3 separate regions of the Homo sapiens genome follow, and regions 2 and 3 are each linked to region 1. Evidence: chromatin contacts called from ENCODE Hi-C or POLR2A ChIA-PET data. All regions are on one chromosome and are shown on one strand. Each heading gives the region's core, a stretch centred on a gene start or an enhancer-like site at or near the end of the contact. The rest is flanking DNA. Distances are from core to core; before and after follow the strand shown.

Region 1 (4,313 bases), core at 947-3,446:
TGGAGGAAGAAGGAAAAGAAAGAGGCCGTAAGAAGCTTTCCTTCCTCCAATGCTGGTGTCCCCTTTCCGGCCCCTCTCTGAAGCCCCACTCCTGGCAGCTCCCATCCACTGACAGCACCCCCAGCCCCCCACCCCCTCCCGGAGGCCTGATGATCCTGCTATCTGGCACGGCGGAGGCCCGGGGCAGAGGCTGAGATGACTCAGCACCTGCGGCTGCTGCTCCCCAGGTGGGCAGGGTCCCTGGGGGCCTTGGCACCTCCCCCTCCACACAGGCACCCACGCCGCCGCTGGGAGGGGTGGGCAGGGCGGGACCCAGCACTGCCTCCCCACACCCCTGGGGCCCTGCTCTGCATTTGGGGAACTGAGGCAGGGAGGGGTCCACACCTCTCTGGTAACCAGGTTTGCAGAGTACCAGCAACCTGCAAAGCCCTTCACTTGTCCACAGTCCGGAGAGGCGGGAAGGAGGCGGCCAGAGTGCACCCCCGCAGCCACATCACTGCTGTAGACTCCAGGATGGCCACGCGCGGTGGCTCATGCCTGTAATCCCATAATCCCAGTACTTTGGGAGGCCGAGGCGGGCGGATCACCTGAGGTCAGGAGTTTGAGACCAGCCCGGCCAACATGGCAAAACCCTGTCTCTACTAAAATACAAAAATTAGCCGGGCGTGGTGGCGCACGCCTGTAGTCCCAGCTACTCGGGAGGCTGAGGCAGGAGAATCACTTGAATCCGGGAGGCGGAGGTTGCAGTGAGCTGAGATCGTGCCACTGCACTCCAGCCTGGGCGACAGAGTGAAACTTTGTCTCAAAAAAAAAAAAAAAAAAAAAAAAAGACTCCAGGCCTCATCCCTCGTCCCCTCCCCACAGAGTCCAGAGGCCAGGAATGAACAGCTGGACAGATGAGGCAGGAATGAAGAAGGAATGAAGACGGAGCAGAGCCTGGGGCTGCAGGCGGGAGGAGGGCACGGGGGGCAGGAGGACCTGGAGGACCTGGAGTCTCGCGCCCCAGTCTGCCCATTCTCCGGGCCTCAGTTTACCCATGGTGGGGGTGGGGCCGAAGCCATCAAGAAGCGGAAGCTGGCGCTGTGGCCCCGCAGGACCGCGGCCCCGGGAGGCCGGGGGATTTTGAATCTCGCTGTTTTTCCCGTCCCGGAAACTCCCAGGACTGACAGAGGCAGCAGAGCTGAGCGTGGACCACAGGGCCAGCCACACGGGGCTGTCAGTCCACAGCGTTTCTGCCAGGACAGGGCACTCTGCAGCCATTATTGAGCACCTCCTGTGTGTCCTGGACTATCTTGTATGCTGGGGAGATGCAGTGTCCAAAAAGGGCCCGGACTTCCCGGTTCAGGGAGCAGGAGGAAGAGGTCAGCTGGGGCGGGTGGGCTGTGAAGGGAAACACCAGGGGACAGGCGGCCCCGACCGACCTGGACTGATGGGTCGGGGGAGGGCAGGGTCACCCACACCCAGCAGGCGCTTACTTAGCTAGCGTCTGCTGTGTGACCTCAGGCCCTTCCCCGCCCTCTCTGGGCTCTGCCTGGCCATGGGTTGCTCCTCGTGCACCTGACCAGCCGGGGGGCTCCCCCGCCTGCCTAAGCCACGAGGTCCTTTCAATTCCCGTCAGCACAGCCAGGCCTCGGCGGATGCAGATGCTGAGAGCCCCGCCGGGCGTGGGGAAATTGGGGAAGTGATTCTGGGCAGGGCCGAACATCTGCCGGCTCCACTCCCCCGGCCCTGATGGGCCCCGAGTCCCCTCTCTGGAAATACACAGCGCCGCACCCACGGGGCGGATATTAATAACACTCTCCAGAAATGACAATGAAGCGCGGCCCGGGAAGCTGGCGTGGTGAAGGTGCTTCTCTGTGGATTTCCAGATCACGAGATTCCGGGGGAGCTTGCTGACGCCAGACCCTCCTCATTCTCCCGTGACGGGCCCTTCGTGCGATCGCCACCCTGGCACCTCGGTCTTCTCATCTGTGAAACGGTCCCGGGGCATCTGGGTGGGGGCTGAGACATGGATGGGGGAGTCCCTTGCTCAGGGAGGAGACGCTGACCGGCCGCCAGCCCGTTTCACAGTTGGGGAAACTGAGGCCCACGAGTCCAGGACGGCAGCGACAGGCCTGGTGCTGAGATGTGGCCGGGGTGGGATCAGCTGACAGGCACTTCCAGAAAGTTGGTGCAGAGGAGGCAGGAGGCAGCCCCATGGCGGCGAGATATGACGTGGAAATCTGGGGCCCGCAGTCCCTAATAGAGTCTCCGCCGAGGGCACTGGCCTTAAGCAGCCCCTCTATCTGCCAGGAAACCCGTTTCACAGATGCAGACACAGACACAGATCTGGGCTGACGGCAGGGGGTGCCCCAGGCCACACACAGACACACCCCACCCCACGGTGCCCAGCAATGGGGGGCACCCAGCAAACATTTCAATGCAGAATCTCAGTGTGGGCTGGGCACAGTGGCTCCCACCTTTGATCCCAGCACTGTGGGAGGCCGAGGTGGGCAGACTGCTCGAGCCCAGGAGTTTGAGACCCGCCTGGGCAATATGACAAAACCCTGTTTTTACAAAAAAAAAAAAAAAAATTAGCCAGGCATAGTGGCGCACCTGTAATCCCAGCTACTCAGGGGGCTGAGGCAGGAGGATCACGTGAGCCCAGGAGCTCGAGGCTGCAGTGAGCCGAGATGACATCACTGCACTCCAGCCTGGGCAACAGAGGGAGACCCTGTCACACACACACACACACAAACAAACAAACAGAATTTTAGTTTTGAAGCCTTTGGGATTAAAGAAAGAAAACATTAGCCGGGGACGGTGGCTCACGCCTGTAATCCCAGCACTTTGGGAGGCCGAGGCAGGCGGATCACTTGAGGTCAGGAGCTTGAGACCAGCCTGGCCAACATGGTGAAACCCCATCTCTACTAAAAATACAAAAATTAGCCGGGCATGGTGGCGGGCGCCTGTAGTCCCAGCTACTCGGGAGGCTGAGGCAGGAAAATGGCGTGAACCCGGGAGGCGGAGCTTGCAGTGAGCCAAGACCGCGACACCGCACTCTAGCCTGGGAGACAGTGAGACTCCGTCTCAAAAAAAAAAAAAAAAAAAAAGATTCAAAAAATTAGCCGGGCGTGGTGGTGCACGCTTGTAATCCCAGCTACTCGGGAGGCTAAGGCAGGAGAATCGCTTGAACCCGGGAGGCGGAGCTTGCAGTGAGCCAAGATCGCACCACTGCACTCCAGCCTGGGTGACAAAGCAAGACTCTGTCTCATAAATAAATACATAAATAAATAAATAAAAAGGAAAAAGTAAAAGTAAAAAAAACAAAAAAATAAAAATGAAATACCCAGTGTTCTCCTCCCCCAGGCAGTGACGAACCTGCCACTCCACGCGGCCGGGGCGTTCTGTACAGGGTCCCCGCCCCCCAGACCGGCCAGCCCACCCACAATACGCCCTCATGCTCCCACCTGGACGCCGGGCCCCTGCCTCCGCGAGCCTCATTTTTCCCTGCTGAGAAATGGGCTCGGAGTAACCGCAGGGTCCAAGCACTTTGCCCAGAGCTGGGCACTCAGCAATTAACTCCGTCCTGGGGTTCCCTGCAGACGGGACCTGGACGGTCCCAGAAAGCCTCAGAAGTGTCATGCCCAGCAGGAGTGTCCATTTGGAAAGAGGCACCTGGTGGGAGACTGCGGTCCCATCACTCCCAGCCCAGGTTCTCTGAACAGAAACGCAGCCCAGCACCAGCAGCAGGAGCCGGGCAGTGCAAGGGGCCAGAACACGCCTGCCCCGGCCATGTCGACGCCGTCCCCACAATGGGACACGGGCCTGCCTGGAGTCCGGGCCCAAAGACGGCTGCAGGAAGGAAGGGGCTGCTTCCACCTCCCACCCTAGAGTCAAGAGGAAGGGCCCTCCCTGGTGGGCTCAGGGTCCGGGGTCCCTTGGGGTACACCTGGCCGGAGCTTCTGCCAGACCCCAGGCTGAGGGCAGGACAGGAACTGCCCCTACCATGGGCAGCAGCCTCGGAGGAGTCACTCAAGGCTCTGCCCGCTCCAGGGACACCCCACCATCCCACCCGCTGCAGGGAGCAGACGGAGGTGGGCTGGGGCCGCCCTGGACACCTCCCCGCTAGGGAGCAGACGGAGGTGGGCTGGGTCAGGCAGCAGGGGCCATGCCACACGCCGTCCCCTCTCTACAGGAGTTACAGGAGAAACCTGGTGAACCGTAAAGGCCAAGGATGAAAACAAAGTCACAAGAGCTGCACTCCTTCTGATACCATCCCCGTCTTACGGGCGGGGAAACTGAGGCCGAGAGGAGGAGGTCACAGGCACCAG
Region 2 (4,313 bases), core at 239-2,738, 440 kb after region 1:
GCTCCACTGACCCTCTGGGCCTGCCCTTGCCCGCTCCCCTCCCACCTGGCTCCAGCAAATCATCGGGCGGGGCCTTCAGAGCCACTGGGCCACCGGAGCAAGTCTGCTCCTTGTCCAGGTACCCAACACCCTGCCACCCTTATCTGAGTATGATCTTGGACACCTGTGCACCCTGAACGTGGTAGGGGGGACACTCCCCATCTCTCTTCTCCCCCCGAACTTCTCTGGGACTCTGGCGAGGGCTGCCATGGTGGGCGCTTATGCCCTGGTTATGAGGCTGAAAGGGCACCTTTGCTTGGCATCCTTCCCTGCCTGCTCTTCCCACCCCCTTCCTGGGTTCTCTTGGGCGCACCCCCTTGTAAAATCACCTGCACACACAATGCCTACCTCAGGCTCCGCTTCTGGGGACCCCCCCCCCAACAAAAGACATCAGCCCATCCATCCCCAACGCCAACAGATAGTCCCCAACCACCTTCCCTGGGCTCAGAACTGGCCCCAGCCAGGGGACACCGCGCGTAGGCACCTGCAGCCTCGCATGCTTCAGCCAAATTCCGTGGCTTTCCCGCCTCCCGTGTGCCCCACACTCGGGGTCTAAATTTGCACCTGCTGGGCCTCTTCCCTGCAACCCGCCCGCACATCGCCAGGCTCTTCCAGGAATCCCCACCTGCCCGCTGGGAGCCTGTCCCCTAAGATGGGGGCCCTGGGTGACTGCGCTGCTCTCTGTAAATATTCACGTTCTGGCTGAATGGACGGGGATAACATGAGGCTGCTAAGGAGGCGACTAGGAGGACCTGGCTCGGGGGCTGGCTCTGCGACCTCGGGCCAAGTCCTCTTGAGCTGCACGATTTTGAAAATCATGAACTGCAAGGGGAAACTCAGCACCTGCAAAAAGGCATCACAGAAGGCGAAGCCGGCCAGAAGGACTCGCGCCGCATGCAGCGCGCTGCCTAGCGCCGGACCGAAGCCCGGACCCTCCAGCCCACCTTGTCCGATCCATCCCACCCAAGAAGGCATCGCGCACTACAACTCCCAGCAAGCCCCGGGCCCCTGCGCCGGCGCTGCGGGTAGGGAGCCGCGCGCGGCATGCTGGGAGTTGAAGTCCATCGCTGCCCCACCCGCCCAAGCCGGCCCACTGCGCACCTCTGGGAGTGGTGGGCCAGGCGAAGGTGCCATAGCGCGCGGCCCAGGCGCTGCTGCTGCAGCAGGAGCTGGCCCGGGGGCTCCCCGGCGCCGCCGTTTACAGGCGAGCGCAGGCCCATGTTCTCGAAGTAGTGAGCCAGGAAGGCGATCGGCTCCTCGGGCCGCGCCTCCAGCACCTTCAGCAGGGCCGCACGTAGCATTTCCGTCACGCCGACCTGCCGCAGGAAGTCCTCCTCGCTCTCGGCCGCCCCCGCCGCCCGGGATACCGACTGGCGGCCGCTGTCCGTGAAACCGGCCGGCGGTGGTACCGCTTGCCGCCGCTTCTCCACTGCCGCCATCTTCGCTGAGGGCAGCGGGACCGGAAGCACCGCCATATTCCACTGTGCGCTAGAGCCCCCCCAAGGCGGCCATCTTGATTAAGGGCAGAGGGCACCGGTATCCCGCTGGGAGACTTTGGGAAGTGACAAGGGTACGCTACCACTTTCCTTGTGTCCTTATTGGCACTCTCTCTTCTCCTCCCTCTTTGTGTATATTGATTGGCTCTCCTGGCTTTGGCCTCGGTCCTGAATTTTGCCAGACTCCAAAATGGCTGCCTCGGAAGTGCTTCGTTTCTGGCACAAAGCCGGATTGCTTGCCATTTGGGTAGTGAGCGAGTCCTTCATTAGCATGGTCTCCTAGCAACCAGTCTCCCTGGTTAGCAGAGAAGCCTGACGGAGCATGCGCGGGGCTGGACCTGCCCAGGACTGCTGGACCCAGCCCCGCGCCCGGCCCCCAGACCCTTTTCTCATGTTCATCTCTGAGCCTTGGTGCTGGGGGTCGAGCTCAGCCTGGCCTTCCGCCTAACTCAGTCAACGTCTGAGTGCGTAGCTCACCTCGTGGGAGAAGCCCCCTCCCCAGCTCCGCTGCAGCTGCGCTGAGCCCCTATTGGCGGCCACACGGGCGAGCATCCCGCGCTGTTACCCCCTGACCGCCAGAGGGAGCTTTCTGACACCGCAGCCTCCAGAGCTGTAAACTCTGCCATGGCTCTCCAGGGCCCCCGGGCTGGCACCTCCAGGCCTTCATCGCCTGACCTCGCTTCCGGCCGCCCTCCCGGCCCTCCCAACCCTCCGCAGCCCGCAGCCACCTCAAAACACAAGCAGTCTCCTCCATAAGCCGCCTCTGGGTGTGTTTCCCCAGGCGACCTCTGTGGATCTTCCCTCACTGCTTTCGGGGACTCCTGGTTAAGCTTCTCACCGAGGAAACCACTAAGCCCTCGCGTTTCCCCGCCCCGGGCAGAGCTTGCTGGGTGCCGTCCCCGTCCCTCAGGGGCGTTGCCCCGGGCAGGGGGCAATGAGAGCTGTTTGCCGGGGGACCGTTCCACCATCCTCCCAGCACAGGAATCTCTGGCGGGCAGACCAAATGCCCTTTGTAAAACGTGAAGTAGAGGTTCCTCTTCAAATGAGACTTTCCTCCCCATCTAATTAGGAATAAATAGTAACTTCTCTTAGAAGCAAAATGTATTCAAAGGCCTGTGGTAGGCCGGGCGCGGTGGCTCACGCCTGTCATCCCAGCACTTTGGGAGGCCGAGGCGGGCGGATCACGAGGTCAGGAGATCGAGACCATCCCGGCTAACACGGTGAAACCCCGTCTCTACTAAAAATACAAAAAATTAGCCAGGCGTGGTGGCGGGCGCCTGTAGTCCCAGCTACTCGGGAGGCTGAGGCAGGAGAATGGCGTGAACCCGGGAGGCGGAGCTTGCAAGTGAGCCGAGATCGCGCCACTGCACTCCAGCCTGGGCGACAGAGCGAGACTCTGTCTCAAAAAACAAACAAACAAAAGACCTGTGCTAACATTCTTTGTTAATTAATTGTTAATGTTATATTGAATATATATAATGTAATAAGGAAATCAACATACTTTATGTTCTTAGTGCCCACAATGTAGGCTAAATATCTGCCCTGGCATGCTTATACTGGTCCAAGCAAGCATTAGGTCATAACCTGTTCCTCTTCCTTATTTGAAGGTGTTTTTACCTTTCTTAGCATTCCACAAGCTACTTCTTCCTTCCTTTGTTCTCCTCTGCCTTTGCCTCTTTTTAAAAGTTCCAAGCTGCTAGCCGATCGGGATAAATACAGAATGTGAGGTCCCGTTCCAGCCAATGGAAACCGTCCCGTTCCAGCCAATGGAAACCGGACAGAGCAGTAGGGTGGACGCGTCAGGTTATAAATGACCCTGTCTCCTTTGTTCTGGATACTCTCGTGGCAAAACTGCTGGCCAGTGTACCCTTTCTGCAGAAAGTAAAACAGTGGCCTTGCTGAGGAAATGACATTTATATTCAAGTGCTATTTCTTTACGGCACCGGGGAACAAGCATTTCTAACACTTTCTTCTCCAGCCCCGGACTGTGGGATGAGGGAGATGGAGCCATCAGGGCAGGACCCACAGTCAACCCTCTGCTGTCCGGAGCCCTCAGACCTCTCCTCTCCACGGAGTGGGTGTCAACTGAGAAAACTGACACGTTTGTATCATTTTAGGAGGTTTATTTGCCAAAGCCTCAGGAGGTCCTGACGACAGGGGCCCAGGGTGGTCAGGGCACAGCTTGGTCTTACGCATTTTTAGGGAGACGTGAGACATGAATCAATGTATGTAAAAAGTACGTGGTTCCGTCCAGAAAGGTGGGGACCACTCAGGGAGGGGCTTCAGGTCATGGGTAGGTGAGACAAACAGTGGCCTTCTTTTGAGTTTCTGATGAGCTTCTCCAAAGAGGCAATCAGAACATGCATCCATCTCTGTGAACAGAGGGATGACTTTGAGTAGAATGGGAGGCAGGTTTGCCCTGACCAGTTCTCAACTTGAAGGGGTCCAAGCTATTTTGCTTTCACAGGGGGAAAGGCTGGCCACTCAGGAGGGGCTGATCCCGACCTGGCCGGTCCCCCTTAACCCAGCCCAGGCCGACACCTGGGGCAGAAGCCTCAGAGAAGCTGGTGGGTGGGTGTCGTCCTCAGCCAGGTGCCGGCAGCGTTTCCAGAGGTGATAGGTGGGCAAGGCCAGGAGCAGCAGTCCCAGCACCGCACTGCTGGTCCACAGAGCCGCGGGCAGCTGGTCACCCGCAGGTTTGGACGCTGGGGAGAGAGTGCAGGAGACCCCGGTCAGAGCCCTCCAGGCCTCTGCAGGCTTGGGAAGGGAGGAGCCCCT
Region 3 (4,313 bases), core at 707-3,206, 290 kb before region 1:
TCCCCTAATCTGATCAGCCCTCCCAACATGGTTTTTTGAGGGGTTTTTTTGGCACAGGGTCTCACTCTTGTTGCTCAGGCTGAAGTGCAGTGGCATGATCTTGGCTCACTGCAGCCTTGACTTCCCCGGCTGAAGCGGTCCTCTTGCTTCAGCCTCCCGAGTAGCTGGGACTACAGGTGTGCACCACTACAACCAGCTAATTTTTTGTAGTATGGGATTTCACTATGTTGCCCAGGCTGGTCTCAAACTCCTGGGCTCAAGAGACCCTCCCACCCCGGCCTTCCAAAGTGCTAGGATTACAGGTGTGAGCCACCGCACCCAGCCTCGCCTGGTCAGTTTCTTTTTATTTTTTGTAGAGACAGGGTCTCACTATGTTGCCAAGGCTAGTCTCAAACTCCTGGGCTTAAGCGATTCTCCCACTTCAGTCTCCCAAAGTGCTGAGATTACAGGCATGAACCACTGGGCCTGGGTGGTTTTACATCTCTTGCTTCGACCATCCTACATTGGTTGGTCCAGAGCCAGTCATAAACCGGCTGAGAGCAGGGTCCCCTCTGGTTCGCTTTCATCACCGGCCAGCCCAGGCTCCTCAGTGGACAAACCTGCTAAAACTGTATTTTTCTTATTTGAGATGGAGTTTCACTCTTGTTGCCCAGGCTGGAGTGCAGTGGCACAATCTCCTCAGCCTCCTGACTAGCTGGGACTACAGGCACCCGCCACCACGCCTGGCTAATTTTTTGTATTTTTAGTAGAGACGGGGTTTCACCGTGTTAGCCAGGATGGTCTCGATCTCCTGACCTCGTGATCCCCCCGCCTCGGCCTCCCAAAGTGCTGGGATTACAGGCGGGAGCCACCGCACCCGGCCAGTTTTCTGTATTTTTAGAAGAGACGGGGTTACATCATGTTGGCCAGGCTGGTCTCCGAACTTCTGACCTCAGGTGATCCACCTGCCTCGGCCTCCCAAAGTGCTGGGATTACAGGCTTGAGCCACCGTGCCCGGCCTAAAACTATTTTTTCTCGCAGCCTCAACTGAGACGGAGACTGACCTGGGATGTGGAGCCCCAGCCTGGCCTGGCCCTGCAGCCCTCCACCGGACTCACCAAAGTATTTGGAGGTGGTGCCGTCCTCTGCATGCACCACGACCAGCCCCGGCCGCAGGACCTGCAGCGTGGGCACGTGGGCCGCCAGGATGCCGAAGGCTCCGGTCAGCGTGGGCACGTCCACCTGCCGGACGTTGGCACCGTTGAAGAACACCTGCAGACAACAGCGTGGGGAATGATGGCGGGGCAGGCCGGCCCCGCGCCCACCGGGCACTCGGCCTGTCCTGCTAAGTAATGGGTCAGGGCAGGACCTGGCGCTGATGTGAGGCACTGAGACAACCCAGCGCAGGGATCCGAAGTTGCAGCTTTGGTCCTCAACAGTTGCGCCTCATTCTACTGATCCGCGAAATGGGAATGCAACGATCCGGCGACACCCAGGCTTTGGCCAGGGAGATCGGGGAGGGCACCCAGGAGACGCTTATCTCGGGGAGGTGCCCGGGACGAGGGCAGCGCAGGGCTCGGGCAGCAGAGGCAGGGCCGAGGGTCCAGGGCTGAGTAGCCTCGGCTTCCGGGGCGCGCGGGTCCGGGGGCCCGGAAGCGGGGGTCGCGCCCTGGGGGTGGGGACCCTGGACTCCGGGGGCGGCGGCCACGGAGGGTCCCGACCCGCAGCGCCCGAACCTGCGTGGGAGAGGCGAAGGTGAAGGACATCTGGTTGGGGCCAGAGGCGGCAGCCGGGGCGGCGGCGGCCTCGGCATAGGCACGGGCGTGGCGGACGAGGCGGCCAAGTCCCGGGCGGCGGAGCAGCGCGGCGGGCAGCATGGCAGCGGCGGGCGGCAGGAAGCGGGTAGCTGGCGGACAGCGGACTCCGGCGCGGCGCGGGCGGCCTGGAGGGCGAGGAGGACGACGCGCAGGGACGTCTGGGAGGAGGAGTCCCGGCGAGAGCGCAAGCGCGAACTACGACTCCCGGCAGGGCGCACGCGACGTTGACGACGCAGTGCCCCGTCGTGAGGTATTCTGGGGGTTGCAGTTTTGTTCCGGCCCGGGCTGCGGCAGAACCAGGGGGTGGTCAGATAAGGGCGGTGAAACCGTCCTGGGAGGTGGAGTAAAACGAACTTCAGTGAAATTCAAGATTCGGCTGCGTGGTGGCTCACGACTGTAATACCAGCGCTTTAGGAGGCTGAGGCCAGAGGATCACTTGAGGCCAGGAGCTGGAAACCAGCCTGGGCAATAGTGTAGATCGCCCCCACCCCCGACCCGTCTGTACAAAAAAAAAAAAAAAGATTTTTGGGGCGCTCATTGGATGCAGGGCCCTGGATAGACATCAAGAAAACATCAAGTTTCCGGCTCTGGGCCAGGTGTGGTGGCTCCAACCTGTAATCCCAGCACCTTGAGAGGCCAAGGCAGGAGAATCACTTGACCCCAGGAGATGGAGACCAGTCTGGGCAACAGAGGGAGACCCCGTCTCTACAAATAATCAAAATTAGCCGGGCGTGGTGATGCACGCCTGTGGTCCCAGCTACTGGGGAGGCTGAGGCGGGAGCATCGCTTGGGCCTAAGGAGATTGAGGCTGCAGTGAGCTATCATTGCGCCACTGCCTAGCCTGGGCAACAGAGTGAGAATCCCACTCTGGGGCCGGGGGTTATTTAGCAGACATTTGAGATCATTAATAAGCAGGTCAGGCCGGGCGCGGTGGCTCACGCCTGTAATTCCAGCACTTTATCCGATCTGGAGGGCGAGGCAGGCGGATCACCTGAGGTCAGGAGTTTGAAACCAGCCTGGTCAACATGGCGAAACCTCGTCTCTACTAAATATACAAAAATTAGCCGAGCATGGTGGTGGGCGCCTGTAATCCCAGCTACTCGGGAGGCTGAGGCAGGAGAATAGCTCGAACCCGGGCGGGGGGGGGGGGGGGAGGTTGCAGTGAGCCGAGATCGCGCCACTGCACTCCAGCCTGGGCGACTGAGCAAGACTCTGTCTCAAACAAAAAAATAAATAAAATTTAAAAACAAACAGGTCGTAGTGGTAGGTGGTGGCAAAAGCCAAAAATAAATCACAGTAAAAGCCGAGAAAGTGTGCAGGACGGGACAGGGTGGAAGGCTGCAGGTGCAGCTGTTCTAGGAAACGGCGACCGCGGCGAGGGGCACAGCGCGGGCGACGCGGGAGGGCTCGCTGGGGATCCCGGACCCCGGCGCGCTGCTCCTCGACGCCGGCAGAGGGCGCTCCGCGCCCGGAGATGCGCTCGCCGACCCCCCACCTCCTGCCTGGCCGTCGCCCCCGTGCGCCTCTGACGCAGGAGCGCGTGCGCGGGCGGCTCGGGGCTCCGCTGCCGTCAGCCAGCGGCCCGCGCAGCCTCGCTCGCGGCTATGACGTCACCGCCCCGCCCCCGCGCTCACGCAGGTCTGCGGCACCCGGCCGGGCCCCCAGCCCCGCTCCTTAGGCTCCGGGAAAATGCGGAATCGGGGATGGCGGGGGTTGGGGCTCGGGCTCCCTGGAAAGGGCCTTGAGCCTGGCGCGGTGGGCTGGACCCCAGGGGTGCAGGGAGCAGGGGAGGCCCTGGGGCTGTGGCTTTACAAGGGTGCAGCCAGGGAGATCCAATGCCTCCTGCTGTGGGCGAATCCGACACGATCCGTGGCTCCCTACATCCGGAGGCTGCACCCTCGCCCCCTGCCCGTGTTCAGGCCAGTGCAATGGCGGGCGCCACTGTCCCCTGGAACCCAAGCACCTGAAGAAGGCCCTGCTGGTCCGACTCAGGATGAAGGCGTGGGCCTGGCTCCTCCCACCGGGCCAGCGCTGTGACGGTCACTTGGAGCCTGGTCATCCTGGCCCTGGCTCGGGGGGTGCAGAGGAGGAGGCCTGTTCACTTTTCGAGTCGTGACCTGTGCACCTCCTGGCTCTCAGGACCGCATATCCAGCTGCCACTCCAGGAAACTGGGAGGCCTAATAGACTCAGTCTCACTCGTGGAACCACTTCCCTCCAGTCCCCACTCCAGGGTCGCCCACGGGTGAGGGCGCCATTACTCCAGCCCCAAACCTGGGGTTCCTCTGGAATTCCGCCCTGTCCCGGCCTGTGCACCCAGCATGGCCACCGCGGCTACCATCTCTTGCCTAGGAGGCCCCAGCCTCCCCCCGTTTAGTACAGGTACCTTTTCTTCACACAGCCAGAGGGAGTCTTTATTAAAAATCAGAAACCTGGCGGGGTGTGGGGGCTCACACCTGTAGTCCCAACAATTTAGGAGACTGAGACAGAAGGATCTCTTGAGCCCAGAAGTTCGAGAC

The links. A loop is a pair of places that touch in the nucleus more often than their neighbours do. ChIA-PET counts read pairs that join two places held with the same protein, here RNA polymerase II (POLR2A). Pooled maps may share reads with other maps.
Region 2: a loop to region 1 is called in a map with no recorded cell type, with 22 times the contacts of the local background. The contact joins the promoter of TPGS1 here to the enhancer-like site in region 1. A Hi-C loop is called at or near these places in 1 of 37 single-sample maps with no recorded cell type and 2 of 50 pooled maps. POLR2A ChIA-PET finds 5 or more read pairs at or near these places in 2 of 52 experiments (H1 and activated CD4-positive, alpha-beta T cell).
Region 3: a pooled map shows a loop between it and region 1 (6-fold over the local background). The contact joins the promoter of ATP5F1D here to the enhancer-like site in region 1. A Hi-C loop is called at or near these places in 1 of 168 maps with a recorded cell type or tissue (sciatic nerve), 1 of 37 single-sample maps with no recorded cell type and 4 of 50 pooled maps. POLR2A ChIA-PET finds 5 or more read pairs at or near these places in 4 of 52 experiments (A673, B cell, activated B cell and 1 more).

What each region holds. Positions count from the first base shown.
Region 1 is chr19:945,219-949,531 of GRCh38, reverse strand. The region is part of intron 3 of ARID3A (AT-rich interaction domain 3A); the gene reads right to left. Among named protein-coding and RNA genes, the nearest start is that of ARID3A, 21 kb to the right of the region's middle. RefSeq lists a silencer at 86-465 and enhancers at 1,650-2,049, 2,130-2,189, 1,734-2,233. Within about 2 kb of position 2,196, at least 5 of the 41 ENCODE cell types and tissues checked have a DNase peak (open chromatin) inside an H3K27ac peak, as active enhancers do; they include B cell, where a contact is called at or near this core.
Region 2 is chr19:504,672-508,984 of GRCh38, reverse strand. It overlaps TPGS1 (tubulin polyglutamylase complex subunit 1), which reads right to left and starts at 1,488. Exons shown (of 2, transcript NM_033513.3): 1 at 1,141-1,488. The coding sequence starts at 1,478. It overlaps MADCAM1-AS1 (MADCAM1 antisense RNA 1), which reads left to right and starts at 1,096. Exons shown (of 3, transcript XR_936221.4): 1 at 1,096-1,609. MADCAM1 (mucosal vascular addressin cell adhesion molecule 1) reads right to left here. Exons shown (of 5, transcript NM_130760.3): 5 at 3,642-4,240. The coding sequence ends at 4,020. RefSeq lists enhancers at 1,343-1,682, 1,555-2,412 and a silencer at 2,213-2,342.
Region 3 is chr19:1,239,394-1,243,706 of GRCh38, reverse strand. It overlaps ATP5F1D (ATP synthase F1 subunit delta), which reads right to left and starts at 1,956. Exons shown (of 4, transcript NM_001687.5): 1 at 1,716-1,956; 2 at 1,098-1,251. The coding sequence starts at 1,856. CBARP-DT (CBARP divergent transcript) reads right to left here. Exons shown (of 2, transcript NR_186324.1): 2 at 4,187-4,313. RefSeq lists silencers at 1,677-1,786, 3,126-3,485 and enhancers at 2,087-2,156, 2,197-2,326, 3,193-3,751.